7 separate regions of the Mus musculus genome follow, and all the other regions are linked to region 5. A link is a loop called in an ENCODE intact Hi-C map of the cell type or tissue named here. Cell type or tissue: heart. All regions are shown on one strand.

Region 1 (4,000 bases), 300 kb after region 5:
TTATTTCTGAAAGAAGTTAGAACAATATTAATAGGCAACATGATGATTACAGTTTTCAAGACCTTTGGAATGAACAAAAATGATGAGAGAGTGAGAGAGAGAGATCCTCAGAGTGAACACTTTACATTTTTAACATTCATTTCCAATACTGTTATTTTTTGGGAAACAAACTGATACACATTAAACTACTTCTAAACCCTGGGAGGTACAGAGAATAGCTAATTTCATCATCAAATAAAATTGCATTTGGAGTTATTTAGTAATGTTCTAACATTCCCGTTCTGAGGCTAGGCAGTAGGTAGTGTACATTTAAGAAAATATACTGTCATTTCTATCTGCTTAATATATTGTCAAAATATTCCACCACTATTCCATTGATTTATATTCTCACTCTCTTCCCCCTCCTTAAAAAAACAAAAACAAACAACAAACAAACAAACAAAAAACCAAACCAAATGTGAAAATAATGATTCTCATCAAGGTATGGTGATGGCTTTGGGAGGTCAGGGCAGAAGAATCTGGGGTAAGGCTGTCCTGGGCTGCTTAGAAATCAAAAGAATAGACACTCTTCTCTTTCAGTTCACTTTCTTATAAGGTCTATTTTTAGGTTTCTGAAGACATCATAACTTATTTTCTTGGGTCACGGTGTCACACCGTCCTCTAGCAGAGCAACGTTTGAAGACAACTGCACACGTCCCACACTAGTTGCTTGGCTGTTGTGTTAGATCAGTGATTTAATGACTCAGGTGGTTACTGTAGGTCAAGGACATTCAGCTCTTCGAGTCCAGTTCACATTAATTATTCTCTTACCAAACTTCTATTGCTTCCTTTTCACCCTGGTTACTGGCATTGAACTTGAGACCTTTTTGAGGGTTAGGCAAATATTCTACCATTGAGCTACATGCCCAACACCACAGCTAGCTTTTCAAAGATATTGTCTTGTATTTGTTTTTCTCATAATACTTATTTTGTTACAAAAAATATTCCACATAAAGTACCCAGAATTTCCCCCATGATTCCTTGAATCCATTTTATTAAACCTATATCTTTTGTTTGAAGCATAAAGGAGTTTGTCACTTCATAAAGAAGTTCCAGAGGGAATTTATGTATTCTTCACTGACTGTAACAAATTCTCATTAGGTTAATTTATTTAAAATGCAATGATAGAAAAGATAAAATCATTCTTGCATCAATTGGAAATATCCCTCCCTGCCACTGGGTGAACATTATCCCAAACATAGGCTAAATCAGGAGTGTATGAGCAGATTCACAACAAATGCCTTCATAAATGCCTTTACAAATGCATTAAATTTACTTTTGTGGAGGGAAAAATAGGAAAAGGAAAAAATACAGACTTGCCGAATTTCCTTGAATTTCCTCAGTGTGAAAAATGTAGCCTCCAAGTTTCTTCTCACAGTTAATGAAAGAGAGAGAGACGGTCAGGAGGCCAAGCCCTCCGCTTAGCTCTGAGATCAGTCACACACAAGTATTAACGATGGGCCTAGGAAGGACAAACAATTTGCCCAAGCTCCTTCTCTTCCCTCTCGACTTGTTACATTACTTACACCATCACATCCCAAATAGAAGGCTGTTTCCATTCTATTTGCAAATCATAGTCTAACCTTTTCTAATTTAGCTCCAGATTTAAATTAAATTAAATTAAATGAGTTGTGTAATTTCAGTTCTGATGAAATCAGTGACATGTCAGACAAATCACTAGAATTGCTTTTGGCATTTTTTTTCCAGTGTGCAAATTGACGCACACTTTGGTTAGACTAGAGAAAATGAAATTTTTGTTAACATGTGGGTTTTAAACTTTTGCCTCTCAGTTCTGTTAGATTCCAGCTCATGTTGTATTTTATTCATTTTATTGTTACAGGATTGTAAGGATTTTGGAAAGCGTGACAAAACAACAAACCAGTTTCTTGTTTTGTAATTTCCTTCATTTCACTGTGAAGCCCCTCACATCACCAGTACACTACGCACTAGCTATGACTAACAAGTGAGTTAGACATACACTTGTAGAGGTTGGTTACCCCCCTTATATAGGGGAGATGAATTATATATAAAAATAGAAAATATGATATGAAGAATAACAAGGAAAAGTGTGGAGTCACTATATTAAAAATACATTCAAAATGGGTGTAGTGGTGTGCACATTTCATCCCAGCACTTGGTGGACAGAGACAAATCTTTGTAAGTTCAAGGCCAGCTGTTCTACATAGGGAGTTCCATCCAGGACAGCCAGAGCTACATAGTAAGATCCTTTGTCTCAAACAAAAACAAAACAAAACAAAATCAGTCAAGTGGCTAGAGAGATGGCTCAGGGCTCAAGTTTTTAATTGTCCTTGCAGAAAATGGAGTTCCTTTCCCTGCACCTAGCAAGCGCTCACAACCACCTTTATGTCCAGCTCCAGGAGACAAGATCACCACTGCCCTCTACTGGCCCCTTGGGCACTGCACTCAGTTGTACATGAACTCATAGACACACATGAATACTTCATTGGAAATAATTTTAAATAATAAAGCCTTCTAAAATACTCAGACTTCGTCGTGTCTTTCTATGGAGTTAGTGGCTGAGTGGCTTCTGTGCTTCTATAGATAAAGTGGTTTCATCCTCAGGGCAGTGGCTCGGGGCTCAGTATTCCTTCCCCCATCATGCCTACTCTAGGCTCAGCTGTTTGATGGATAACAAATATTTTGACTTATTTGTATCATTCAAAAATACTCTCCTGAGGGTCATGCCGGGGTCGCCAAATCCCTTTGATGTTAAGCAATTACATTAACTATGCATATAAAAATGCCACATGTTATATACGGGTGGGAAAGACGTTACCTTTAGTTGAAGTTACAGGAAATTACTGTTTTTCTCAGTAGGAGTACCCACCCATCTTAAAGACACGATCAGACATTTGAAACTTTAATGTGAATCTCACCATAACAGAAAAGGCAAATTTAGTACCTGCGGTGACCATGCTATGACTCAAATTCTATTCTTTCTAGTTATTAAAAATAATGAAAACCAACAATGACGTGAGCCTTGTGAGCCGAAGCTCCCTGAAGCTCCTGTGCTGGAGACCTGCACAGCCAGTCACCTGGGGCCCTCCTCGGGTGCACACATTTATGGCTTGGAGGAAAACCTATCAGATTGTAGTATTTAGCTGACTACTACTTTCACCAGTCCTGAAGCTAAGAAATTTCACATCAAACATCCGCAGAAGCCACTATCCTGCTCTGTACTAACCTGCCTGTCTCACGTCCTCACAATATAATTGGCAAATGCATCGAGTTATGACTGTTGTACTTACTTATGTCTTCTCATGCTGCACTTAAGATGTCCATGGCTCCAAACAAGTATAAAGGCCAGAAAGCAATCAACTTTATCTACCACTCTGACTTTTAAAATATAAACATATGTGTGTGTGAAGTGTGTGTATGTGTGTGCTTGTGTGTGTGTGTAATATAAACATTCTATAATGCGTTAAAAATAAAAAAGGGGGTGGGGAATGTCAGAACACACTCAAAAGAATGTCACAAGGTGAGCCATGCCTTGGGGGAACTGTGTGAGAAGCCCCAGGAAGAAAGACAGAGGGCCTTTTACTTCAAGTGCATTGGGTTTCCTGAATTGTCCTTGGACCTGATTTCATGCCTCTTGTGTTAAATATCTGCATTCAATTTATAAGACAACTTACTGGAGGTTGGTACCTAGCTATAGAACCCAGTCTGGTGAAAACATACAGCTGAGTTGCTGTCCTTAATCTCCCTGAATCTGAACATGGCCTTCTGCATTGCTTTCGTGCTAGATATAATTAATAGCAGGGCCAGGCTATTGTGTTTACATTGCTCTGTCCTGAAAGAGTTCTGGGAAAGGGCTACTCTGTTTATTTACATAAACTTTTGTGCTTACTCATGTTTCTTTACACAATTTTCTGATCATGATTTTTCTGAACTCAAATGACCTGCCTTGAATCACTACTCTCTTTATTACATGTATGAAAAA
Region 2 (4,000 bases), 110 kb after region 5:
TCAAAGGAAAGCTATGCATTGCTGCTTCTTTGTTACCTTGCTTATGCTTTGCTTTAATTAGGCCTCTCTCTCTCCCTCTCTCTCTCTCTCTTTCTCTCTCTCTCTCTCTCTCTCTCTCTTTCTCTCTCCACACACACACATAGGGTGTTGGGTTTTTTCTCTTTCTTTAAAGTATGATTCAGTTTCAGTTGTAAACGTTTTGCTTCCTTCAGTTCTACTTCTCTGTGGTTGGTTTCGGTGTCGCCCTTCAGGAACTCAGAACCCGGGTGTCAGCTCTTAACATCTCTAAGCCTTTTAATAAAACTGTACTGAAGTTTTTATCAGCTAAGAGTCAGTTCTTCAATTCTGGTCCCATTATCTCCAAGTGCCTTTTTTACAGTGACAACAGACAGTCCCTCGGTTTCATGTCTTTTCGTAACCCTTTCAATTGAACTGCCTGGATTTTATATAAAGTTACTAAACGATACCTTGTTCTTGGAACTGCATGCTGCCAAGTGCCATTCGTACTGAGCATCCTCATTTCAACGCAGTATACGCTCTAGTTATCATGTGTAACGTGGGTCTGTTTAGCTGAGATAGACTAGAGGAGGACACTAGAGATGCCCATTCCTACTCCCTCCCTTTGGTCACTAGCCACCATTATGGTTCCACTGGCTGTTTGTATATAGGGTTATGTATTAACTCTAGAATCCCGTGTGCCCTTCTTGCTCACCGAACGTGAGAGTATGGGCTGAGCAGGGGGATTGAATGTGACTGTTAAAAACACTCATGTACTGTCCAAAAGTGCCAGAATGACTCTTCTGCGCATTCTCCTTTAAGAGCTGCTTGGTTGTCCAAAAATGAAAACTCAAAATAAACTTGGAAGAAGGAAAAAAATATGTGTTTATTCTGATTCATTCTTTGTTGGGAAATTGTCAATAAGACGTTGCTGTTCTTTGACTTTGGCATTGAAGGGAGACTTCAATGTTGGGGGGTTATGGATGCATAAATACCAGGAATTAATAGTAGGATTAAAAAACCCACCTTTGTCTTTAGTCTCACTCAAGAATGAATGGTAACATCCTCGTGATGTTTTAGGTAAGGAGAGATAGCTGAATTTTATGAGAAACCACTGGGGGTTTTTTGGTTTGGTTTTTGTTTCTTATGCTGGAAATCAGTTTGTCTTGCAACAGTTTCAAGAAGAGTTTGTTAAATAGACAGAACTATCCCAGATATATAACCTTGTTTATCAGATTTATTAATGGAGGGCCCAGGATGTGGCTCAGTTGGTAAAGTGTTTGCCTGGCACATGTGAAGTCCTCAGTACCACATAAAAGCAAGTGGGTTAGTGCCCACCTATAATACCAGCACACAGCATGGGAGAGGTGGGGGCAGCCTCAGATACAGAAGTTCAAGGGCAGCCCCATCTCAAAGGAAGTTAATAGACATGATGTCAGAATGTGAGAAAGACTGGCAGGGAAAAATTACAGCAGCTGTGTTTGATTACATACCAAACCTTCACTTGCAGATTCCACAAGTATAAAACTAATGGAACTGGTTTTTATTTTCTGAATTTTTAGATGAGGATTCTTTTTAATATTTTACTTTAAAAGGAGAAAATAGTTGAGACAGTCCTGACCGTTGGACAGCTAAGTGGATGGGAGACAATGCTTTAACCAGCAAGGCTGGCAGGGCTTGTGTAGGAAACAGTGTCACCCATAGGTGGCAGGTGAGTCCTTGCTGACTTTCCTATAACTCCAATGGGGGCTCCTTTGTCAATCCCACAGAAGCAAAAAGTTGCCTCTTCAGGAACACCCAAGGCCTGGCATTAGTCATGGGGGTGAAAGGAGAACACTGGGAGGTCTCCCTGCTGCAGCCGGTTCCCAGGCCTTCACAGCCGTGTCTGTGCTTCCTGCCAATGGAACTGTGTCAGCATCCCGAAGAGCCTTCCATGTAACCTGTAGAAACATGCAACATGCTAACTATTCTCTCTGGTTCTAGAGATAGGACAGGAATATCTTACACAGTGTAATCCAGTGGTGGCAAGTACTGATCTGGTAGCAGTTGTCACAGCACACCTGGGTTTGCCAAAAGGGAATTGCTTCTGCCAAAGAGACCTTCATTTCCCATTAGAGTTGTCCACAGTGAGGTCCAGACATTATTTTTTTTTCCTCAGAAAGCACTAATGGCGACACTAGAATCCTCTAAACAAACCACCACAGCTGCAGTCTTTCAACAATGCATTTACCTTCCCTCTAGCCCAGTGAGGGCCATGAGAGAGAAATATGCCTCAATGCTTCCCATGAATATCAGACAACCCAAGCAATGAAAGGCACCCAGCTCCTGCCACCTAGTGGTCAGTTCTCAGCGCCCTGGAGAAGAGCAGGGCCAACCCAGACACTCAGGGTGGACTGTGGGAAGGTGGGAAACAGCTCTGGTCCTGTCTTCCAGGTAAGGTGGGAAATGGAAGAAGGCTGACAAGGTCCATGTTGTTCCTGCCTGGAAACAAAAGTACTGGAGCAATAATGAGGTTGGTTTGCAGTTTGGGGGAAGATTGCATAGCATTCTTTTTTGTTTTACACCTAAGTAACTAAATGGGGGCTTGGTGGCAAAATAAATAAAAGTTGCTCAGCTGAGAGAAGTTGTGCTGCTAATAGAGAGAGCTCTCTAGGAAAGAATTTAAGTTATAGATGCTCCTGATAATAATATACAGAATACTTTATGGGAAGCTCTTGGACAGTTGACTCTGCCTTTGATCGTGATTGTCATGGGTAGTCTGGCATGGACAATTGTCACTCCTTGAATTAATGATTAAGATGATGAATGTCAGCACATCTCTTAGCCACCGCCATGGAGTGCCATGTCTGCTGAACCAGTTTTAGCACTCTGGACGAATATACCCTCAACTCTTCAGTGCCGACCATCCATAATGAACCCAGACATAATGCCGCTGTAAGATCACTCCAGAAAAAAGTCAGCATGCTCTCCTCTGCTCTCCTTAGTGAACAGATCAAGCTCTGCTGGTAGTCTTTGCTCCTGCGGTAGAAAACTTCCACTGTGGACAATTTTAAGCAATTAGTGCGATACTCCAGGACCCACAAGTTTGGAATAGACGCTTGCTGTCCCAGTTTTGCATTATTTGCCCACAAAACCCACAGTGGGGCATAGGTAATAGCAGAATAGCTAATCTACATTGTTCAAGGGTCAAAGATTTGCAAATTTCCCTACTCTGAAGTTTTAAATTTTGCTTTACATATATTTGTTTATTGGGTGGGGTGTGCATGCCACAGTATGCCCATGAAGATCAAAGGACAACTTACAGGGGTCAGAAGATTGTCGTCTTCTGCCACATGGGTCCCGGTCTTCCTACTTCATCCTCACACATGCTGGGTTAACACATAACTGGGACCACACCCAGCTGCACTATCTCCTTTAGATCACTTATAGGCATGAGGAGTATTCAATTCTGAATTGTGAAGGCACCTTTGCCAATGAGTAACAAGTTATTGCCTTGTTGACAGCCATCTTGATGTTACAAATGGCATCCAAGCATAATGCTAAAGTCTTGTGTAGAGTTCTTAAGCATGAGAGGGCTGTGCTGTGCCTTGCAGAAGCAACACATGTGCTAAAGAGGCTTTGCTCGGGTCTGGACTACACTGACAGCAAAGCTAACAAGTCAGGGCCAGGGGTGTAGCTCAGCTAGTTGTGCTTGCCTGACACACATGGGACCCTAGAATCATCCCACAGGATATAACTTCTGTGGACAGTAAGAATTGACCATAGGAAAAAATTGGGAATGAGTTTTAAATATGAATGATGTTTATTTTAATATGTTTGAACTGTAGACTTACAACACTAACTCTTATAGTAGCAGTGCCTGACAGCTAACCTGCGAAGTCCAAGAAATTCTAAGTGTCTCTTAACTCAATGGTAGGGACAGAAAGCAATAAAAAAATTAACAAAGGTGCCCCTCCCCCAATATGCGCCCTCATGCTTTTGGGGTTATTTTCAGTTATTTACT
Region 3 (4,000 bases), 210 kb after region 5:
CACAACGCTTGCCAAACTGCAAGTCAGCTACTGTCCCTGCCTAGCATGGGGGACACTCACAGATGCTCTGCAACCAAGGGATTGCAAGATTGGGATGTATGTCTCTGATTCACAAAAACCTGGAAGGGGAGATGAAAAAAAGAACCAAGCCTACATAAGATGACCGCCATGCAATACTAATTTTTAAAATGCTGAATATTAACAGGTTCACAGAGCTTGATCAAGTACCTTGCCAACTATGTCTGCAAGCTGCTACTGCCTACAGGACCAATTACAAACTCAAAATGTTTACTCCCATTTCTCAAGCATTTCTCCTTTCACTCATCACCCATATTACAGATTCTGGCTATTTAATGAGGCCTCTGGTTTCTCATGTCCTTATTCAACGTACACTGTGCCTGGTAGAGCACTTACATACATTTTTTTCTATCAAATTATTATGAATTATCCTTGCTGTTGCAGGCCATTAGGCATTGGGCAAAGCAAAAAGCTTCTGCGAGTAATAAAAACGGCTCACTCTAAAGCCAGAGTAGTGAGGTTATCTTGAGGAACAGGCCTTAGTTGAAGTCTCTGGAGAAAACGACCATTAACCAACCGCAATCTAAAATATTCCTCCTTTGAAGGAATTCTTTAGATAGCCCAAGAAGGAAGCGGGCAGTGAGGGATTACAGAAGAACATTAAAGTTCAGTATCGCCCGAACAGAGATGCTGGAGTTGAAGATACTGGGTAAGGACAAGATGGTGACTCTAGAGCCTTTCAAGAAGGGCGGCGCGATTAGAATCGCGTCACAGAGACCTTGATTTGGGAAGAGACCCTAGAAAGGCTGTCAGCAGCAGAGAAGCTCCCGCGGTCTCGGGAGGACGAAGGGGTACCCGCATCACACAACACGACGGAAGGAAACCCCCGAAGGCAGGGATCGGCTGAGACCAGCCGGAAAGAACCTCAGGGAGAGCGGGCTCTGGATGACCCCCACCCCGCGGTGACCCGGGTGCCCACGGGCCGGGACTCGAGCCACAGGCACGCACGCGCCCACCTGAGCAGAAGCGCCCCGCGGAGACCACGTGACGGATCGCTTCACTACAGCAACTCGGTCACTACCAGGAACCACTGCGCCCGCTCCACGTGCGCCTGCACTGAGCGTGCGCAGAACACGAGCTCCGCCTACCTGCCTCTGCATTACGTCACTCCCAGTCAGGGACGTCAGGCGTGGTGTGTGGACTAAACCTGGCACAGCACTGCGCAGGCGTGTATTCTGTCTCGCGAGAGTCTGTGGTTGCTGTAGTAACCAGCCTCTCCCTTCTGACTGGTCGTCCAAAATGACGATGCGGAACAGCTCGGTTCTGTGAGAGGTTCGTCTCTCCTTTTGGCTCTCCATTTTTAGCCCAGTTGCTTCTGCCTTGCTGTCTCTTTTTGTTCTGGGGATACAAAACTCCAGCCCTTATAGCCACCCATTCCCCTGCACGCGTCCCTGGGAGAGGCTGGTTACTACAGCAACCACAGACTCTCGCGAGACAGAATACACGCCTGCGCAGTGCTGTGCCAGGTTTAGTCCACACACCACGCCTGACGCCCCTGACTGGGAGTGACGTAATGCAGAGGCAGGTAGGCGGAGCTCGTGTTCTGCCACGAAAATCAAATAAATAGGGGTTATAGGGTTGCATGTACTTAGAGATTATGTGTAGAATCTTGGGCACACTGAAAGGAAAATAGGGGCTGCATTTAGTTCCACAGCAGTACTCCAGAGTACTCCGGCAATAGCTGTTGTGCCTTCTGACAAACGGAGACAAAAAATAAGAAAGGTTATGAAACAAAATCACTGGAAAGTTACAACTGGTAAGCAGTGGAATAATGTACTAAAGATTAAAAATTACGCACGCCTTTAATCCCAGTACTCGGGAGGCAGGCGGATTTCTGAGTTCGAGGCCAGCCTGGTCTACAAAGTGAGTTCCAGGACATCCAGGACTATACAGAGAAACCCTGTCTCAAAAAAACAAAAAACAAAACAAAACAAACAAAAAAAAAAGGCAGGAGAGATGGCTCAGCGGGTAAGAGCACTGACTGCTCTTTCAGAGGTCCTGAGTTCAAGTCCCAGCTCACAACCATCTGTAATGGGATCCAATGCCCTCTTCTGGTGTGTCTGAAGACAGCAACAATGTACTCACATACATTAAATAAATAAATAAATAAATAAATAAATAAATAAATAAAAATTACTTGACAGGAATTACTTTCTGTTCTTATGAATTTGGGAGGATTCAGGTCCTTCTCTTTATCTTCCTCTTTTTTCTCGGTGTTTTCATTGCTCATTTTAGACTAACATATAGGATCTAGCTTCTACGTTTCCATTATTCACCACCTATTGAACATTTAAACAGAACAAACACTGTTGCTTGTGGTCAAAGATTGTTGAAGTTTTTACAGGAAAAGCGTGCTGTGGTTTCTATCACAAGTAGATGAACTAGATTAAGTTCGGTCGAGTTTTGACTGTGCCATATAAGACGTCCTTTACTATTACCCGCAGTCATGTAGCGCTAAAGACAAATCGCGATGGTAGAATTGAAATACTAAAGGTTCACATAAAATCCTGGCTCGTGGAAGACTGAGACAGGAGGCTGCAGACTGGGCCTTCGGGGCCAGAACTTGCACACACCATAACAGAAAAATAAATAAATAAATAAATAAATAAATAAATAAAAATAAAAAAAGGCAGAAAGAGGGGCAAGATAAAGAAGTAAAAAGGTAATGGCTATGAGTGTTGTCCCACCAAAGTTCCAGCTCTTACATTACAAGCCTCTGCCGCCAGGCTGCTATGTTGACACCCTAGCCTTCCCACTAACTAGTGTCCCTACACCTCAGGCAAGTTAATTAGCCAACTATGAAATGATAAAAATAGTGCCTATTCTGAGGATTAGAAGAATATTCTGTGTAAGATGCTTACCACAGTGCCTGCCACATGGTACATGTCTGACAAATGGAACCACTATGACCCAGTGACAGCTGTGGCAGAATTAAGTTAATACAAATTATATATAGCCGCTACTATTTTGGGCCTTGTTTTCTATTTGAGAATTTAGCAATCTTTCCACAAGGATTTTACCCAAAAGAATATATCTCAAAGGTAATTTCTTTCCATTTGTGTAGCACAACTTTAGTTTATGTTCATATTTTTTTCTGCAAACATATGCTTCCTGTAGTTTCCTAAGTAGTATATGTGTATATGTATGTATATATATATATATATATATATATATATATACACACACACACCAAACCAAATGGTCAATTTACTTTTCAATTATAGCTCTTATTTTACATCAATTCAGTTTTTAATTTTTATTTTATTATTTTTATTTTATTATTTTTATTTTATTATTTATTTATTTATTTTATTTTTATTTACATCAATTTATGTTTATGATTATGTTTAATCAGTTTATGTTCAGGTTTTTTTTTTTAACAAATATATGCTTCCCATAGTTCCCTAAATTACTATGCATTTGGTAGTCTATATATACACTAAATGGTCAATTTACTTTTCAATGATAGCTTTTATTTTACATTGTAAATAAGTTATGTTTGTGAATAAACAGTTTATAAATGTACCATTTATGATCATAGTTAATTTTATAAATATCTCAAAATATTTTAATAACTTAGAAGGTTTATGAAAGTATTCTTTTTGTCTTAATTCTTGAACTGCTGGATTTAAAGGATACAACAATATAACATTAGCTTAAGAGTCTGAGTCAGAAATCGTAGCATTAGAGCTGACAATACAGTCTGTCAACAAAATGTTCAAGAATTGAACACTAGATTCTTCTTGCTTGCATGGAATTCTGAGCTTTGCCCAGCATTGTATGCTATTGTGGTTTTGTGGAGTCTACAAACATACTGTTAATAACGATTATTTTTAGTTTTTTAATTAGTGTATAGTAATTGTCCAAAATATCCACTTCATTATGGCCTTTCCTGCATGTCTACAATCAGTCCAACATTTAA
Region 4 (4,000 bases), 55 kb after region 5:
GGTTTATATATGACACAATAATCTCTTTTTGAGGCAAGGAATTTTTATGTAGCTCAAACTTGTCTTGATCTCATATAGTTATTGTTACAGGTGTACACTAATTATACTAATTAATTAATACTCTAACACATAATCTAGTATAAAGTATATAATAGGTCTATAAAATATATGTGTAATTTTTACTGGACTTCATTCTCTCAGATTTGAAAACTTTAAATGATCTATTTAAGAAATAAAAGTAAATAATAGAAGATGCATGTACCCCATATGAAAGATAAATAAATTATGGGAATACAAGTGACAAAGTACATCTTAATTTTATCAGATCATTAAGTCAAGTAAGCCTTTTGTGTTTGTGAAAGAGATAAGACAGCCTGGTAGAAAGCTGTCCTGCACTTAGAAGGCCTTCTCCAGCCTGCTTTTCCTGGCTATCTAGTGACAGAGATTCAAACCACACACTGCTGTGCTGAGACCCAAGTAACAGAAGCACACATATCTTAGATAAAAGAAGAGCAAGGGTCTGGTAAAACTCTCGTTTTAGACAATGTTTTAAGTGACTAAATGATCTTTTACCATTTCAGTTAAGAGCTGTGAAGCCCATGGTGAATCTGCTAGATTGGGGTTAAATATAGCATATCATAGTGTTGGGTGCTCAGAGTGGTGACTTCCTGCTCAGCTGCTCTGCCTGCTGCGGGGCACTTCCCAGAGCGCCAGACAACATGACATCAGAGAGCAGGCCTGCAAGGGAGAAGTGGCTTTCTTTCTACAAGGCTCTGAGAACCAAGCCAGAGAGATGTCAGATTTCCTGCTAGGATGGACTACTGTGGAAATTCAGCTCAAAAATATTTTAGGAAAGGAAAAGTTAAAACCCAACCCCAAAAGAAAGCCAGTTTGGAGAAATTCGGAAGGGAAGCCAAAGCTCTAACAGGCAGCCACCAGCTCCACACAAGTCACCACCTCTCCAAGTCAGGTCCCACAACTTCCTAGAGCTTGTTAGACTCAGTGTTGAGAGTGCAGAAGGGTGGGGGGTTAAAAAGGCAAGCGAAAATTTCTCCCAGCTTTGGTCCAGTGAAAACCTTCAGTGTTCTGGACGGTTCTGCACCAGTGAATGGTTTTAAAGGAGTGATAGAAAATGCTTAATTTGATGCTTGGATGATATATTATAAAATAAATGTATTCCATCATTTATGTAAAAATAAAACAGACATTATTTGAAGCTGAAGGGGGCTGGGAAGAAAGCAAGCATGTTTTCTGCCTTTTTTTGTGTCTTCAGGCAATTTTATCAAATCCCAGTTTCGGGAATCCCTGCCTGTGTGGGGATTACATACCATAATTCCGTCCTCTTGTCCCTGCAATTATGTCAGCTTTTAACTTACTGCTTGGAGCCGCCTCCTCCCTTGCCAACAATTTGAAACAGCCTTGTTGCACTTAGTTCTAAATCTGTGACAGTGAGAGAGGAAATGTCCAAAAGATAATGCTGGACTTCTGAAAGATAATGTTTAGTTTCCTGCCCACAAGGCAGATGCTCCCTGTACTGCTTAAAATGGACTAGTCCGTGCCCACAGAGCCAAACTGTTCATGTCTGCCAAGAGCAGAGGCGCTGTGAATGAAGGCAGGGAAAATTCCTCAACATACACTGCCTCCCACTTCCAGACTCTGGGACTGGCAAAACCTGAGACTGAGTTAGAGGTGCTGGCTGGCTAAATTCCTGACTAGAAATAATTCACTGTATGAGTGTATGAGGCAGGAAGAGGCCTGAGCAACTACCTCTTGGGTTCCCTCAGTCTGAGTAGACAGAGTAGAGATCATAAGGGAAGGCTTGGGGTAGGGGGAAGGCCTGGGGTAGGGGGAAGGCCTGGGGTAGGAGGAAGGCCTGGGGTGGGGGAAGGCCTGGGGTAGGAGGAAGGCCTGGGGTGGGGGAAGGCCTGGGGTAGGAGGAAGGCCTGGGGTGGGGGAAGGCCAAGGGATGTCGTTGAGAGAGATTCTCCTGGTCACTGTTCAGTCGGTCGGTCCTGGATGGTCCAGCATCCGGGAGAGCAAACAGCACTACTCCCTCTAGCAGTCTTCATGAGAATAGAAGAGAGACCCACATAAAACTTTTGTGTATCACAGAACATCTGAGAAGGCAGGCTCAACACCAGAGCAGGTTCCTAGCCATATGGCAAGAATGTCCCTCCACAGTTCCAAACTGGACAACTCCCCTGTAGTCTTTTGGCCAATGGAAGAACCTGCATCTATCCTCCAGATCAAGTACAGTGTGTCAGTATGTCAACCCAGCAGAGTCTGGGCTGTCCCCTCTATCTGTATGAACCCAGCAGAGCCTGGGCTATGCCCTCTCTGTCTGTATGAACCCAGCAGAGCCTGGGCTATGCCCTCTCTGTCTGTATGAACCCAGCAGAGCCTGGGCTATCCCCTTTCTGTCTATATGAACCCAGCAGAGCCTGGGCTATCCCCTCTCTGTCTTGGTGACCAGGGAGCCTGGGAAGGTGCAAGCTTACCCACGCTGCTCATTTCTTGCCTTCCTCTCACAACCCTGCTTGTCATTTCTCCCGGAAAGTACTTCCAGCTGAACCCCATAACCAATAACCAGGAAGCCATGTCCATCCCAACAGTGGTTCTGGCCCAACCACAGATGGAAGTCTCTTTCCCAGCATCCCCACCTCAACAAATGTTGTCCTGGCTTCCTGGGCCCTCTGATTTCTGGAATTTCAAGACCCAGGGCTGAAGGCCAGTTTTGTTACTAGGCTATGCAGCTTGCGGTCTGCATGATGGATGGTGAGGGGTTGAAGTAGGGCAGCGTTGACAGGATACACAGTGGAGGCTATCTGGGAGATGTGTGTTTTGGAATCAAACTCAACAGAACCCAGCAATAGATACAAACAATAAGGAACAAACAGAACGGTGTCCCAAGTTCAGATTAGAAATCAGATGTCCCTGCTTCAAAGGGTACTCTGAGCTCCCACTGAACAGCAAAGAAGCAGGATACGGCTTCTTGAGAGCAATTCTATTTTTATTCATGTATTATTCATCTTTTAACAATTGCATACTTAAAGACAGCCTACCGTGATGATATCCACCCCTGGTTCCCTCTTTCTTGCCCCTCTCCCACTCTTACTGACTGCTGCTTGCCCAGAAGACTCCTCCCACTCTGATGTCTTCTGTTTGCTTGCTTTATTTTATTTCTTGTGCCGATAACCATGGCTGCTGCGTTTTCGTGTCTGTGACAGTCATGTCATGGCTGGAAGACAACGTTTAATAATGCTCCTTACCCAGGGCCAATTGTAGACTCTTCCTTTCAGAGTTAAAGAGGGAGTCGTGTTGATAAACAGAGCCTCACACAGTCAAATGCCCCTTCCAGATGTCAACAGTAGGATGACTTTTGCTGACTGGATAGTCTAATGCAGCGTATTACTCTACAAAACCTGTATCCCCATCAGCGTGTAGGGTAGTGCTTCTCCACCTTGAAAACAGTTTCTCATGGTGGGGTGACCCCAACCATGAAATTACTTTATTGCTACTTCATAACTGTAATTTGCTACTGTTATGAATCTTAACATGTCATGCTAAGTCAGTGCTAAGTGATGTCTTCCAAAATGTATCACAGAACATAAACAAAGTGGCCCGTATTAGAAGGCATGGACATGGTGGAGTCTAAGAGGCTGGCGAGAGGGAATGTCCTCTTGCTCTGTTTGCTCACAAACCACATCTTATCATACAGTGCAGAGAGATCAGAAGCTTTAATCCCAATTGTTAGTAAATGTTACATTACCATAAAATTGCATGAATCATCAAAGGTTGCCTGGCGACACCCTTCCCACTCGCCCACTTCCAGGGGTTTTTTTATAATGTGAATATTACTGAAAACTGAGTTGATTTGTGTTATAGTTTAGCATATTACTTGGGTGGCAAGGAAGACCAACTTAAGTAAGAAACTCTCTGTGTTATACATGTGTGCTACACCGCCTGCAGAAAGACAAGACTGGGGGATTGACTGTGTATG
Region 5 (4,000 bases):
ATTCTTTGACCAACGGCAGTCTAGAGATCTGGGCAAAGAGCTTTAACTTTGAAACAGAACTGACTTTTATTAAAATGTTCTACTGTTGATTTTGTTTGTTCTGTTTGTTTTCTGGCTGCAGTGACATTTGTCACATGTAAATTATGGGGAAAGGAGTTCACAGTTCCAGGTTATAGTTCATGATAGCAGGGTCACCACAATGGCAGGAAATCGAAGGTTTTCAATCATATCACACCCATAAATCAGGGACAGAGAGCAGTGGATGGCACGCATGCTAGAGCTCAGCTCACTTTCTCTGCTCTTTCACAGTTCAGACACTAGGGAATGGTGCCACCCACAGTGGGCAGATCTTGCTACCTCAACTAACACAATTAAAATAGTCTCCTACAGGCATGGTCATAAGCCAGTGGTTCTCAACCTTTCTAATGTTGTGACCCCTTAATACAGTTCCTCAGGTTGTGGTGACCCCTAACCATAACAATATTTTCATTGCTACTTCATAATTGTCATTTTGCTAATTATGAATCATAATGTAGAATCTCCAATGGTCTTGAGTGTTCCCTGTGAAAGGTTTGTTCAATCCTCAAAGGGGTCATGCATGACCCACAAGTTGATACCCTCTGCCATGGGTCAACCTAGTCTACTCTCCCCTCACTCCACCCCAACCCTTGATCCTTCCTTTCCAGGTGATTCTAGATTCAAGTTGGCTAATCAAACTAGCCACCCCAACCACAGCCCAGCTGTGTGCTTGGGATCAGGTTCCTTAGCTTTCTCTAGCTTCCATGTTCTCCTATGAAAATAGAATGTCTCTTTCTTTGTTGTGCTTAGACAGGGTCTCACTGTGTCTCAGCCTAACCTTGGATGTGAGAGCCTCTTGAGTACTGGAATCACAAGCATATAACACTATGCCAAACCATGTAGGTTGTGACAAAGTTTCTCTCAGATACTAGGCTTCCCATCTCCTGGGTCTACCTGTCCACTTCTTGTAAAATAGCAAGCCTGCTTGTCCATCCTGGATATCTAAACACGTTAGATATCTGGCCAGAGTGGCCGTGCTTCACTCCTGACCTGCCTTCAGTAAGAATCTTCCTAGGTAACTTTAGCTAGAGCCCTATCCCCAGTGCTTCATCTTGGTAATTTTCAACATAGGACACGCGCGCACGCACACACACTCACAGCTCCTTCGTTATAAATGGTTGTTTGTCTCTGCTGAGTCCCAAGTTGAGCAAAATCTATCTCCCCTGCTATAAAATTCCATTGTTAACCGTCCCCATTGCAATGCTCCTGCATAGTCTTTGCTGTTGTGTTTTAACATGCCATTGGATTTTTTTTCTTTAATAAATAGAGGTGGGGATGGGGAGAAATCACCCAGGGCCTCTTATCACTGAAAACCTCCTTACCCTTCCCTTCCAATGCTATACAAGGAGGTGGTGTTGGGCCTCCTGCAGCCAGCCTTAGGTATTGTTACACTTGACCTATAAGTCTGGCTGTCAAATCTACCCTGGGGGAAGTCAGAGGATAGTGGCTTGGACAGCTTCAGGATGAGAGGTCACACCCTAGACTCAAATGCTTCCTGCGGACCCTTAGGTAACCCAGCGTGACGTCGAAGGCCTCCTCTCTGCAGGAATAGCCAGGGGTTTGGAGGCGCCTGGGACTCCCGCAGAGCGGCGGCCGCCAGGTGGCACCACGGACCCAGGGCCCGTGCGCTCCCGCGGGCGTGGGGCGGGGCAGGAAGGGGTTAAGGCGCCGGCGGAGCGGCCGCGGCGGTCTGGGGAAGCCGGGCGCGGGGCTCGGAGGAGGGAGCGGCCGGCTGCGGGGCCCCGGCCAATCGGGCGGCTGGCCGGGCGCGCGGAGCCACAGCGCCATGGAGGGAGGCGCGGCGCCCGGCCGCCCGTGACCGAGCGTGGCGAGCCCGAGAGGCCCGCGGCGCCCGTGGCGCGGAGATGAGCAAGTCCGCTGCGCTGCTGCTCTGCCTGCTCGGCTGCCACGTTTGGAAGGCAGTCACCAAGACGCTGCAGGAGCCCGGCGCGGGAGCCCAAGGTCGGTGGGCGGTGGCGGGGCTGGAGGGGGACGCTTTTGTGTCGCGCCCGGGCCTGGCGCGGCCGCGGTGGCGGCTGGACCCCGGCCGCATTGTGGCGGAGGCCCAAGCAGCACGACCTGCATCGCGGTCCTGCAGTCCCCCACGTCGCGATACCCGGGGGGGCGGCTCCGCCCGGGGAACACGCTGGGCCCGCGGCGCATATGCTCCCCGGGGATCTGGGTGGCACCAGCTGCTCTGCCACCCAGGAGGCAGCCGCTGGTGACTCTTCGGCTTATATCCAAGGTGCTTTCTTTTATGCATGATTCGGACACACGGCTCCATTGCCCCCCCCCCCCCAACTCCCCCGCCGCGGGAGGGATAGACCTGGGTGGCTGGTTCTCCCCCACTCCCCCCCCCCCCCTTCCCTCTTTGGGATCCCTGGAGCTCTGGTCCTGGAGTTCCAGCGCAAGGGCTGTGCCCGGCCCTTTTGTTGTGGCGGGGAGGGGGCGGCCGCCGCCCCAGGGTGCCCCTTGCGCCCTGGCGACCCCAGGTCTGCCGCCGCAGTTTAGGAAAGTTTTGGTATCTTCTCTCCCGACCCCCTTATTCTACGTGATTCTCAGACCTTTAGGGATTTGTTGAGCAGCCACAGGGATCATCTTGAGAAGAGAGAAAACTGGAACTAGGAAACCCTAATCACTTAAAACCATTTCCATGTCTGTCTGTCGCCAGCTCCTGCCTTTTGTTTAATCTTTGGCCTCTTATAAATCTGCTTCCCATCTGTACAAGAATGGCCACCAAGAATGGCCACACGCTTTTTTTTTTTTTTTTTTTTTTTTATCTGAATCTATTTGAGAACAATCCTGGAGCTTTCTTGACATGATTTTGTCAAGACAAAGTCTAGTGCTTCTCTGTTGCCTTTTTCTGAGGAGCGACTAAAGCCAACCGATGAGCATGTGTTAATTCAGCCAGGGCATCTCCTGCCCAGGGTAAACTTGGTTAGGGAGGGGCCTTCACTGGTCTTATGTGAGCTCCTGCAGGCACTCAGACCCTTGGCAAGATTCTTGACAGAAAGGTGTGCCCTGCTAAGTTAGCCCTACACACATGAAGGAGTGCCCCATCCCAGTATCCTATCACAGGGCCCAGCCTCATCCTTCTTCCCACCCTTTGAAACTTGGGACCAGGGGAGCCTTGACTTCCACCCAATATCTTCTTGGTGTCTGTTGACAGTCTGAGTTCAGTTAATGCTATTGGAGGTTTTTGTGCTCAATGCTTGCTGAATCGCTGGTTGGCATCTTTTAAATACACTGCTGCACCCATAGTTGACAGTAAAATATGACCATTAGGAATTGGGTGTGAATTTGGTAATGTATACTATGGAAGGGAGGTATTAACAGGGTACCAGAAGACCCATAAGTCACAGTAGGAGGGGGATACTTATGACATTAGGTCATCAGTATTGAATGATAGCCTCTTTCATTTATACCCTACTGCTTTTTGAATCAGCTTTTTAAATGAATACTTGTGCCTCAACGAGGACATTATTTTCAAAGGGCAGGTTGGGGTTTTTGTTTTGTTTTGTTTTGTTTTTGCACTTGAAATAGCAATACATGGAAATAATGAATTCGTTCATGTATAAAATATGAAAATACGAAAATACATGGTTTCAATTGAAAAAAATCATGGAAGAAAAAAAACTACTGTCTTCAGGTCTAAGACTATGTTTTATTAAGGTCTTACTGTTAAACCCCCTGACAGGGAATTTCCCAGGAAATGAGAGAGTAATGACCAACCTATGAGACTATTTGTGCCCTAGCTAGGTATATCCTCGAGTTGTAGTAGAAGACAGAATATCTTGGAATAGTGTTCCCCTTGGGTTTCTTTCTTGATTTGCTCTTTCCAATAAGGGTGGATTTTTAAGGTGTCAATCGCAACACATATATGGGAAGTCTCTGAAACACCACCTGGCACCTGGATTTTTGA
Region 6 (4,000 bases), 170 kb after region 5:
TAAATGTGTGCTGTATTTCCTTTGCCTTGGGAGTTTGAAAAATGCTTGAACATGTTATAGACATGGGTTGCTCTGAGCTCAGAGAGCACCTGACTCTTGTGTCTCAGGATAAGAAACTGCACTGGGGAACACACGGTTAGAAATAGTTACTTTACTAAGAAAGAAATGGCACTCCTGAGAAACAGAGTGGGTTAGTGGGCTGAGGGAAGGGCCTCAAAAGACTATGCCATAAGACACAGGAACCTTCACAGGACATTCAGAAAGCACCAGTCTCTCACACATTTGAATACAATGTGCTTATAATGTGTTTTTCTATTCTGTGCTATGTGGACTGAGGGTAGGGGGTGGGAGGGAAGGCTTCCATGTTTTCTTTGCCTATTGGCTTCCTTTATATGTTAATCTTGATATTGATTTCCCCAGTCTCTATTGTCTTGCCACCAAGCCCTCTGACAGGTTAAAATGACTGACTTCATACCTCCTGGTTAGGTCTCTGTTGACAGGTTAATTATTCAGCTATATTCAGTTTATGAAGATGAGGGTCAGGAACCTTAGTCATCTCTGCCTGCCTTTATCCTAAAGTCTGAACCTAGAGGCCACATTTGACCTTGTCTGAGAAATAGTTGCAATTGTTAAGCACAGAAGTGCATTTTCTCCATCTTTGGGTCCCACTTACACTTCCTCCAAGAAGGTCAGACAAATGTTGGGCTTTGAAATTGCTCTGCAAGTTTTGTCTCTAGGTCATTCGAGCTCATTGCATGTTAACCACATAGTCATGTGTGTGTGTGTGTGTGTGCACTTGTGTGCGTGTTTGGGGGGAGATTTGCTTTACACTAAAATTTTCAGGTGGCTTTTAGGGAGTTTTCCCCTCGTTACAGAGTTTGGGTAACTTTCTCAGCAACTGCCTTTGTAAAACCGCCTCACAGTCTTCTGGTGGTCTGGCAGGATCTTTGAAAAATCCCTGTCTCTGGAATGCAACCGAGTGCCTGCTGTGGGAAGTATTTAACAGCAATATGGATTTCACCTTTGCCTTATCTGGTACACCCAGGAGATTCTCTTTCCTCTATCCCCCAGTCCTTTATTTTCCCTGAGAGGAGTCTGTTGTTGCTCAAGATGTCCTTGAACTCTGTATGCAGTGGATGCTGGCCTCAAAGAACTCCTCATTTTGACCTCCGGGACTTTTTACATCCAGGACTGCTGGGATAACAGGCATGGGCCACCATGCTTGGCTTTCTTCCTCTCCTGTTTCCTGATGGAGGACGATTTCAACACTGCCCATACAGGTTTCCTTGGTGGTCTAGGTCATGACCTTCACTTAGGAGAGAGCCGACAGACTTGCCTAAAACGACCCAATCCCCCTAATCTGGGTGTCTTCATGTTTCACAAAATGTTCATTCTGTTCTCAGCCGAACCCATCTAGACAAAAACATGCAAGCAAAAGAAAAAAACCAACCAAACAAACAAAAACCCCAGTCAACCAAACAAAAACCAACTCCAGTCATTTTCTGTTGAGGACTCTGAGGCTGCTTGCAGCGGGGAGGTGGGGAGGGCGGAGCTTTGGCTCGATAAGCATTAGATACTAAAATGTGAAATGGAAAATTTTGAAGAACATGTGGAAGAGGAGGCAGGGAGAGCTTTAGGGAATCGCAGGCCTGAGTGAAAAAAAAAATCCCTGCAGAAGTCGAGAGCGCTGAGGCACACAGACATATAGAATCTGTAGGCAGTGGTCGCAAAGGCTGCCGCGCAGCCCTGCAATCCAGCCTGCAGTGACCAGGTCTAGCCTTGGAGCCACAAACGCATCCTCATTCAGGCCACGCCCCAAGCCCAAAAGCCTCGGCCTCCGGCTCCCGCTCCGGCTCCACCATTCCCCCACCGCCCCACCTCACAGCTTTAGACTGAGGAAGGGCCGGCCTCGTGCTTTCGCCCTTCTGCTGGCTGAGGTGGGCGGGGCCGTGCCCGCTGAGGAGGCCCGAGCGGGCGAGCGAGGTGGGCGGGGCAGTGCTGGCGGAGTGGAGCCGAAGCGGAAGGCGAGGTGGGCGGAGCCTCGCTAGCCCAGGCGGAAACGGGACCACGAGAGGAGCCGGTCTTCACCCGCTAAAATAGGCGGAAGTGGGAAGGCGAGGTAGGCGGGGCCTCGACTGCCTAAGTGGGAGAACTGATGAAGTGGGCGGGTGTAGGCACGCAATGTGGGCGGGGCCCGCCCTGACTGAGGCGGGCGGGACTGCATAGACAGGCGGGAGCCTCAAGGGAGTGGGCGGGGCCGGGCCGGCTGTGATGGGCGTGACCGGGGGGTGGGCGGGGCCGCAGACTCGAGACTCGGTGCCCGAGGGTGGGCGGCACTAGAGGGAGCTGCGGCCGCGCCCGCCCTGTCGCGCCTTGCTTGCTGCTCGGAGCGCCGCCTCCCCAGCCGTTCGGAGCCGCCGCGATGGCGGAGGACAGCGAGTCTGCGGCCAGCCAGCAGAGCCTAGAGCTGGACGACCAGGACACGTGCGGAATAGACGGAGACAATGAGGAGGAGACCGAACACGCCAAAGGGTAGGAGGTGGCGCGCGGGCGCGACAGGGCGGGGACCGCGCGCACCTCAGGGCTCCCGCGCCCGCTCGTGGCGTGCGGGAGCCCCTAGACCGGAGGCTCCGTTTGGCGGTGTCCTCATCCCGAGACCATTGTGAGGTGCAGGTCTCCCAGCTCTCGGGGAGCACGCAGTGGTGGGCGAGGGCTGAGGTGGGCGGGGAGACTGCGACTCGGGCCCGGGAACCCGCGACGCGACAGTCACCTGCCGCGCGCCCCCGCTGGCTTGGCCTCACCCTACCACGGCGAGTGGTTCGGGTGGGAACTTAGCAAGGACGCAAGGCCCTTCCCTTTGCGGTGGCGGCGTCTTGGACCGGCGAGGCGAGGGAGATGCAAGTCGTTCCACTTGTGCCTTGGCATCCTTCTAGTTCTTTCGCGCCCCCCCCCCCCAGCCGCCACTAACCCCCTGTAGAGAGGAAACCCGCAGAGCCGGCGGTGGGGGTGGGATAGGGATGCGCCTCTGGCGGTCTCGGCTGCTGGCGACGAACTGCGCAAAGTTCTGCCTCCCAGGCCGGGAAAGGGGCGCCGAGACCGGGAGAGGGGGAGGGAGACAGGTCTCAGCCGACGCCTGAGGGCGTTCAGCTTTGCGGCCTCTGAGCGTGCCCTCAGAGCTTTCTAGAGCAGAGCTGACGGGTGAACGGAGTTCCCGCGGCCCCGACCTTGCCCCTCCTGCAAAACTGGTGTCTGATCTCCAAAGCCAAATGCACCAAGTACTTTAACATTTGATCGGTTTCTCAATCTATGCTGCCCTCTTTTCTCCCCTACAGACTTGATTTTTTTTTCTTCGAGAAAAGACTGCTTCTGGTTAAGGCTGGTATTGAAGTTCTGTTTTAGAGGCGGGGTTTGGAGGATCATTTTAAATAAAGACCGGTGTCCCTTTGTAGGTGCTGTTTGCCTCAGCCTTTTACCCTGTTGGATTCAAACTATGCGCTGGCACAGACTGTTACTGCTGCCCCTTAGAAGTGAGATTCTGCGAACCATGGTGACTGGAGAAGTGGGTCAGCCTAAAAACACGATAGGGAAGCCTGAGTCACAGATGGCTTATTTATTCAGTTCATGGAGAGTCTTTAAAGTATTTGTATTTTATTTCAACGTTTACTTTAAGCTTTAAGAAAGGAGGCTGTATTGATCTTGAATACGTTATCAGATATTAAATGACAAATGTCAAAAAAGAAAAGCTGACTACATATATCTCCCTTTGGCATGTTGCTTTTTAAGGTTTTCAGCGAACAGTTCAGTGGCAGCTGCAAGTACTGAATGTTATCATTCAAGTCTAGATTTTTTTTAAGCCCAGAGAGGCAATTCTTCAGAAATCTTAGCCTGAGTTCTGTTTATGAGTAATAGAAATTTGCCTGTGATAGCTAAATATGAGTGTATTTTTGAAACACTAGCCGTCTTGCCAGAAGTGGGTCCATATGCACGCCAGTGGATAGAT
Region 7 (4,000 bases), 210 kb after region 5:
AGACCTCAGAGAGACTTTTTAAAACCCCAGTCGATAGACTGCCCAGTGTTATAATTCGATTTTCTCCTCAGTTTGGTCTTACTGTCCCATTTTTCTTTCTTTAGGTTGGACTTGTTCTACAGTAGATGAAGATGTTATTTCTAGAAGGCAACATTCTCATTTGTTAATATTCTATTTAGTGATGCCTGGAAATGTCATTCCAAAGAAGAATAAAAGCACAAGTTGAGTGAAATTGAAGTAGTTGTTAACAATCAGAATAGATGGCCAACTGTATACATTTCTAGTTAGGGTGTTGGGAGCCAGTCTCCGCTGTTGACTAATGTGGGAGGGATTAAAGGTGTCCATAGAGCTCTCACTGCAAAGAGAAAAGTGGGACTGTCTCTGTGATCCAAACAGAAATGGCAGCATCATGTTAAGAAAACCTTTGCTGTTAGGAGAGTCACTGCTGCTTTTCTGTTTATTAAATGGTGATATACTTGTAAAACAGAACAAGGATCCATATGTGTATCACCTTACATGATGCCACTGGAATGTTTATAGAATTGACATGTGGTAGATACTTAAGGAGCAATATGAAAATGTACCAGTGACTTAGCACATTTATTATTCCATAAGCAAATACACAGGTCTGTCCCATAAGCATAGTAGCCAAATCAGTACATTACAGGTTTGTCTTCTGCTCTTCAGCAGGCTAGTGGATTGTTTCAAAGGCAGAGTTTGGGGCAGTTGTTCAGTGTGCTCACTAGAGAGTACACAGCTGACTGATGAGACCTTGCGGCTGCTGTGCAATCTCATTCCTCAGCAATGTGAAGGATGTGTGAGGGAAAGGAAGTCACAGCTCTAAGGTCAGATTAAATGCCCAGAGGAGTGGAGTCAGCACACAGATGGTCTGAATGTTTTTATTATGCAAAATTGCACATGTTCCTTTATGCTGACTTTAATTTATCATGAAAATTGTCATGCTAATGGAAAATGTCTTACTTGTAAATAATAAGTATTCATAATTTTGTTACTGATGTTGTTTTTACCTAGAATTTGAAAACCAAGTTTCACAGTGTACATATATGTGTATATGCTGCCACTAATCCAAGGGAAAATAAAATACTAAACAAGGCCATTGTATAGACTGGGCCTTTAAGTCAGATGCCACAAAGTAGATACTTCCTGCCTTTACTACAGTGCCTCCGCTCCAGTCCAGACAACATGGCATTTCCTTCCCTACTAGAAAGGAGTCACCAAATGTGACTGTAGGCTGTCTCACCTGTTGGCTGTTCTATACAGCTCACAAACTGAGAATGGTCTTTTTTTTTTTTTTTTTTTTTTTTTTAAATCGTTGGGGGAAATAGTCCAAAGAATTGACGTTTTGTAGCATGCAAATCTTAGGAAATCCAAACATTTTATCAGAATACAGACATATCTTCATTATGTCCTAACTATGGTTGTCTCATGCTACAAAGGGAAATCAAGTAGTTGTGACAGACTGGACTGTATGTATTGCCTGCAAAGTTAAAATGTTTGCTCTCTGGCCTCTTGTGGACAGGTCCTAAATAGGCCACAAATTGTGCCATTCCTGATATTACCACGAGAGGGGGCACCTGGGCCCCACAAGTGGTGCAGAAGTGGGACCAGTGCTGGACACAGGACAGATTTCTCATTATACATGTCCAACTGTCACATTTCTAACAGAACACCTTCAGGAAATGAAACTACCTATTCATTACAGCACTGTGTGGAAAGTCAAGCAGTAGGTGAGTGAGTCAGTCAATCTGGATCTACAGCTCTTTGGCAATTATTGCACTCATTTTTATGTCTTATACAAATTGAATTTTCAGGTTAGAATTTTGTCATGGGCTTATTTATTATTTACCTCATGAGGAAACTGTTAAAACCATTCCTTTAGAGATTTGTTTATTGCACATTGCAGTTGTTATAGAACTTTAAATACACTAATAGTTAACGGTGATGTCTTCATAAGTTAAGCACATGAGCAGTTGGTATTTTAGAGAATTAGTAGCCAGAGCAACTGCTTGGATATAAAATAACTGTTAAAACCAAATGTAAAAGCAACAATCTCAAGTTACACTGCCCTATGCTCTCTGTATCCATATTGTGCTGTAAGGTTTCTTCCCTTCAGAAACAGGAAATTTGTCAGCAAGTGGAACAAAGTGGTACAGTCCATAAGTTCATCCAAAACTTGGGATGAAAAAGTTTTGCTATCCCACTCACCTCCTAAATTCCACAATGACTTCCAGACAGAGTGGATTAGTAAAGTCCTGACAGCTCCACTCCCAGCCAGAAAGACCCATCACTGTCTTGTCTGTCCTCGTGCCACATGTCAGCTAAGTACTGCTGTAATAAGTTCTGGCTTAGGTTTTGTTTTTAGAGTTGTTAGCTTTGATTTTTGTTTGTTTTTGGTGCTGGGGATCAAGCCAGGGATAGTATGTGCTGGTAAGCACATATTCTGCCATAGAGCTCTGCCCCTAATGTACTCTTGATAGATGTTATATATTACAAGGAAACTGATGATGCGCAGGGAGAGAATTCTTATGAAACAACCTTATCAGGCTTTTGTTCTGTATCAATTAAGCCTTTCTCCCAAGCCTGCCTTGATGCTTACCTACAAAGAAAGCCAAATTACCACAAAGTAAAAATGACATGCCGCTCTGAAGGCAGTGTACTGCTTAACATTTAGTGTCTCTCTCTCTCTCCGTTGCAACTGAGGACTTTCTTCAGTTGCTTCACCCACCTTGCTAGACCATGTCTGTGGCCCATTTTCCAAGTTCGGTAGAGAAATGTTAAGTGCTGTAGGAAACTGATGTTCTTGCAAGCAAGCATTGTACCAGCCTTTAAAGCAGTGAATTTATATGCGCATGGACATTAGTCTTAATAAACTTTGGTTTTGTTAATCATTGTTTTGAGTGTTTTCTGTACTTCATCTGCCCCACCCAAAGAGAAAAGCACCTCCATGCAGGATCCTAAGAATATATGTAAGTTTTGATTTTATTTCTTTCAGTGCTCATTTAGACATTAGACATAGTGACAAGTCATACAAAACTACTTGGAAATGGACTTTTTACTTTTGGGTGGTTTTCTTATCTTACTAGGGTTGGGAATGAGCTTTTTTATTTTAAGGGGTTGTAATGTTGCAGCTGAAGCTTGTCCACCTTCAGCAAGCTTCCTCTTACTAAGTTTTGTAAGGTCATCAAATGACGTGTCCAAAATCTCGTTGTCCTGGCTTTCCGAGGGTTCAGTCTCTAAACTGTCTGTGGGACCTTGGGTTCTGTCTGGAAGCCATGGCACGTTTAAGCTGGGCACCCTGGGAATGATGGCTTCTACTTCATCAGCAAAGTCCCTGGTGTTCTTTCTGAAACCCAAGGCTAGCACACATTTTAAGCCAATGACAGGAGCAATTCTCTCGCTGAGCTGAGGTACCTGACAGGCAGGAACAGTTCTGCTTAGACTCAGCTGAATCAGGTGTGAGGTGATGATGGCAGGCTTGACTGACTTACACACTAGAACCAGGAGCAGTTCATTCCTCTCCAGAGCTCTGGTGACTTCATTAACACCAATGACCAGCTGTTTCCTGACGTGTACAGGTGTCCACCCTGACACCAGCACATCCCCATCAGGCTCTTTTGGATCCTCGCTAATCTCAATATCTGGCCGGCAACTTTGCTTTTTCATAAGAGCTGTTTTTTTCCTTTTCTTCTTATCTTCAATTTTCTGAAGTCCAATCAATTTAAACTTGGCTTCGAGAGTCTGTAATATAAAGTGTATGTCTTCTCTCTCCAAGGTGCTCCAGGAAATAACATAAGGGTTGTTTAGTGATGTTTTTACAACCAGAGGTCTAGTCTTCCGAATAGATCCCCTCTTTGGTGCCTGAGGGGCTGCAGCCATCTTGAAAACCCTTTGGAAAGAAACAAAATGATGAAACTCCTGTCAGCAATGCATGTCTTGAGAACATTTTGGTTATAGTCTCCAGTCTCTGTTGTTTTGTTTT

Evidence for each region. Peaks named below come from ENCODE experiments on the same cell type or tissue, not always from the same donor. Only the 100,000 strongest peaks of a DNase experiment are listed, where the experiment ranks them.
Region 1: it touches region 5 in a loop (2.5-fold over the local background); 11 of 42 quality-filtered maps call a loop at or near these places.
Region 2: it touches region 5 in a loop (8-fold over the local background); 16 of 42 quality-filtered maps call a loop at or near these places.
Region 3: it touches region 5 in a loop (6-fold over the local background); 11 of 42 quality-filtered maps call a loop at or near these places.
Region 4: a loop joins it to region 5, with 5 times the contacts of the local background. A loop is called at or near these places in 15 of 42 quality-filtered maps.
Region 6: a loop joins it to region 5, with 2.5 times the contacts of the local background. A loop is called at or near these places in 11 of 42 quality-filtered maps.
Region 7: it touches region 5 in a loop (3-fold over the local background); 12 of 42 quality-filtered maps call a loop at or near these places.

What each region holds. Positions count from the first base shown.
Region 1 is chr2:3,412,006-3,416,005 of GRCm38, forward strand. Meig1 (meiosis expressed gene 1) reads right to left here. Exons shown (of 3, transcript NM_001355207.1): 2 at 1-6. Among named protein-coding and RNA genes, the nearest start is that of Meig1, 5.1 kb to the right of the region's middle. In heart, a CTCF peak has its summit at 2,453 (motif pointing left); no DNase peak of the experiment used is centred here; H3K27me3 peaks cover 379 bases.
Region 2 is chr2:3,226,931-3,230,930 of GRCm38, forward strand. It overlaps Fam171a1 (family with sequence similarity 171, member A1), which reads left to right. Exons shown (of 8, transcript NM_001081161.2): 8 at 1-876. Among named protein-coding and RNA genes, the nearest start is that of Nmt2, 55 kb to the right of the region's middle. In heart, CTCF peaks have their summits at 1,686 and 2,334 (motif pointing left); a DNase peak (open chromatin) is centred at 2,331.
Region 3 is chr2:3,331,493-3,335,492 of GRCm38, forward strand. Rpp38 (ribonuclease P/MRP 38 subunit) reads right to left here and starts at 1,136. Exons shown (of 2, transcript NM_001013376.2): 1 at 1,035-1,136. It also overlaps a transcript of Acbd7 not described here. In heart, a CTCF peak has its summit at 2,139 (motif pointing left); a DNase peak (open chromatin) is centred at 1,229; H3K4me3 peaks cover 1,955 bases; H3K27ac peaks cover 1,365 bases.
Region 4 is chr2:3,171,274-3,175,273 of GRCm38, forward strand. The region is part of intron 1 of Fam171a1 (family with sequence similarity 171, member A1); the gene reads left to right. Among named protein-coding and RNA genes, the nearest start is that of Fam171a1, 55 kb to the left of the region's middle. In heart, a CTCF peak has its summit at 2,058; a DNase peak (open chromatin) is centred at 708; H3K27ac peaks cover 2,004 bases.
Region 5 is chr2:3,116,613-3,120,612 of GRCm38, forward strand. It overlaps Fam171a1 (family with sequence similarity 171, member A1), which reads left to right and starts at 1,770. Exons shown (of 8, transcript NM_001081161.2): 1 at 1,770-2,040. The coding sequence starts at 1,944. In heart, a CTCF peak has its summit at 1,648 (motif pointing right); DNase peaks (open chromatin) are centred at 1,699, 2,539 and 3,149; H3K4me3 peaks cover 2,152 bases; H3K27ac peaks cover 1,302 bases.
Region 6 is chr2:3,281,875-3,285,874 of GRCm38, forward strand. It overlaps Nmt2 (N-myristoyltransferase 2), which reads left to right and starts at 2,338. Exons shown (of 14, transcript NM_008708.2): 1 at 2,338-2,532. The coding sequence starts at 2,423. In heart, a CTCF peak has its summit at 2,379 (motif pointing right); a DNase peak (open chromatin) is centred at 2,157; H3K4me3 peaks cover 3,054 bases; H3K27ac peaks cover 2,946 bases.
Region 7 is chr2:3,325,967-3,329,966 of GRCm38, forward strand. Nmt2 (N-myristoyltransferase 2) reads left to right here. Exons shown (of 14, transcript NM_008708.2): 14 at 105-2,911. The coding sequence ends at 125. Rpp38 (ribonuclease P/MRP 38 subunit) reads right to left here. Exons shown (of 2, transcript NM_001013376.2): 2 at 2,983-3,907. The coding sequence starts at 3,897. The coding sequence ends at 3,055. Among named protein-coding and RNA genes, the nearest start is that of Rpp38, 4.7 kb to the right of the region's middle. In heart, a CTCF peak has its summit at 1,580 (motif pointing left); no DNase peak of the experiment used is centred here.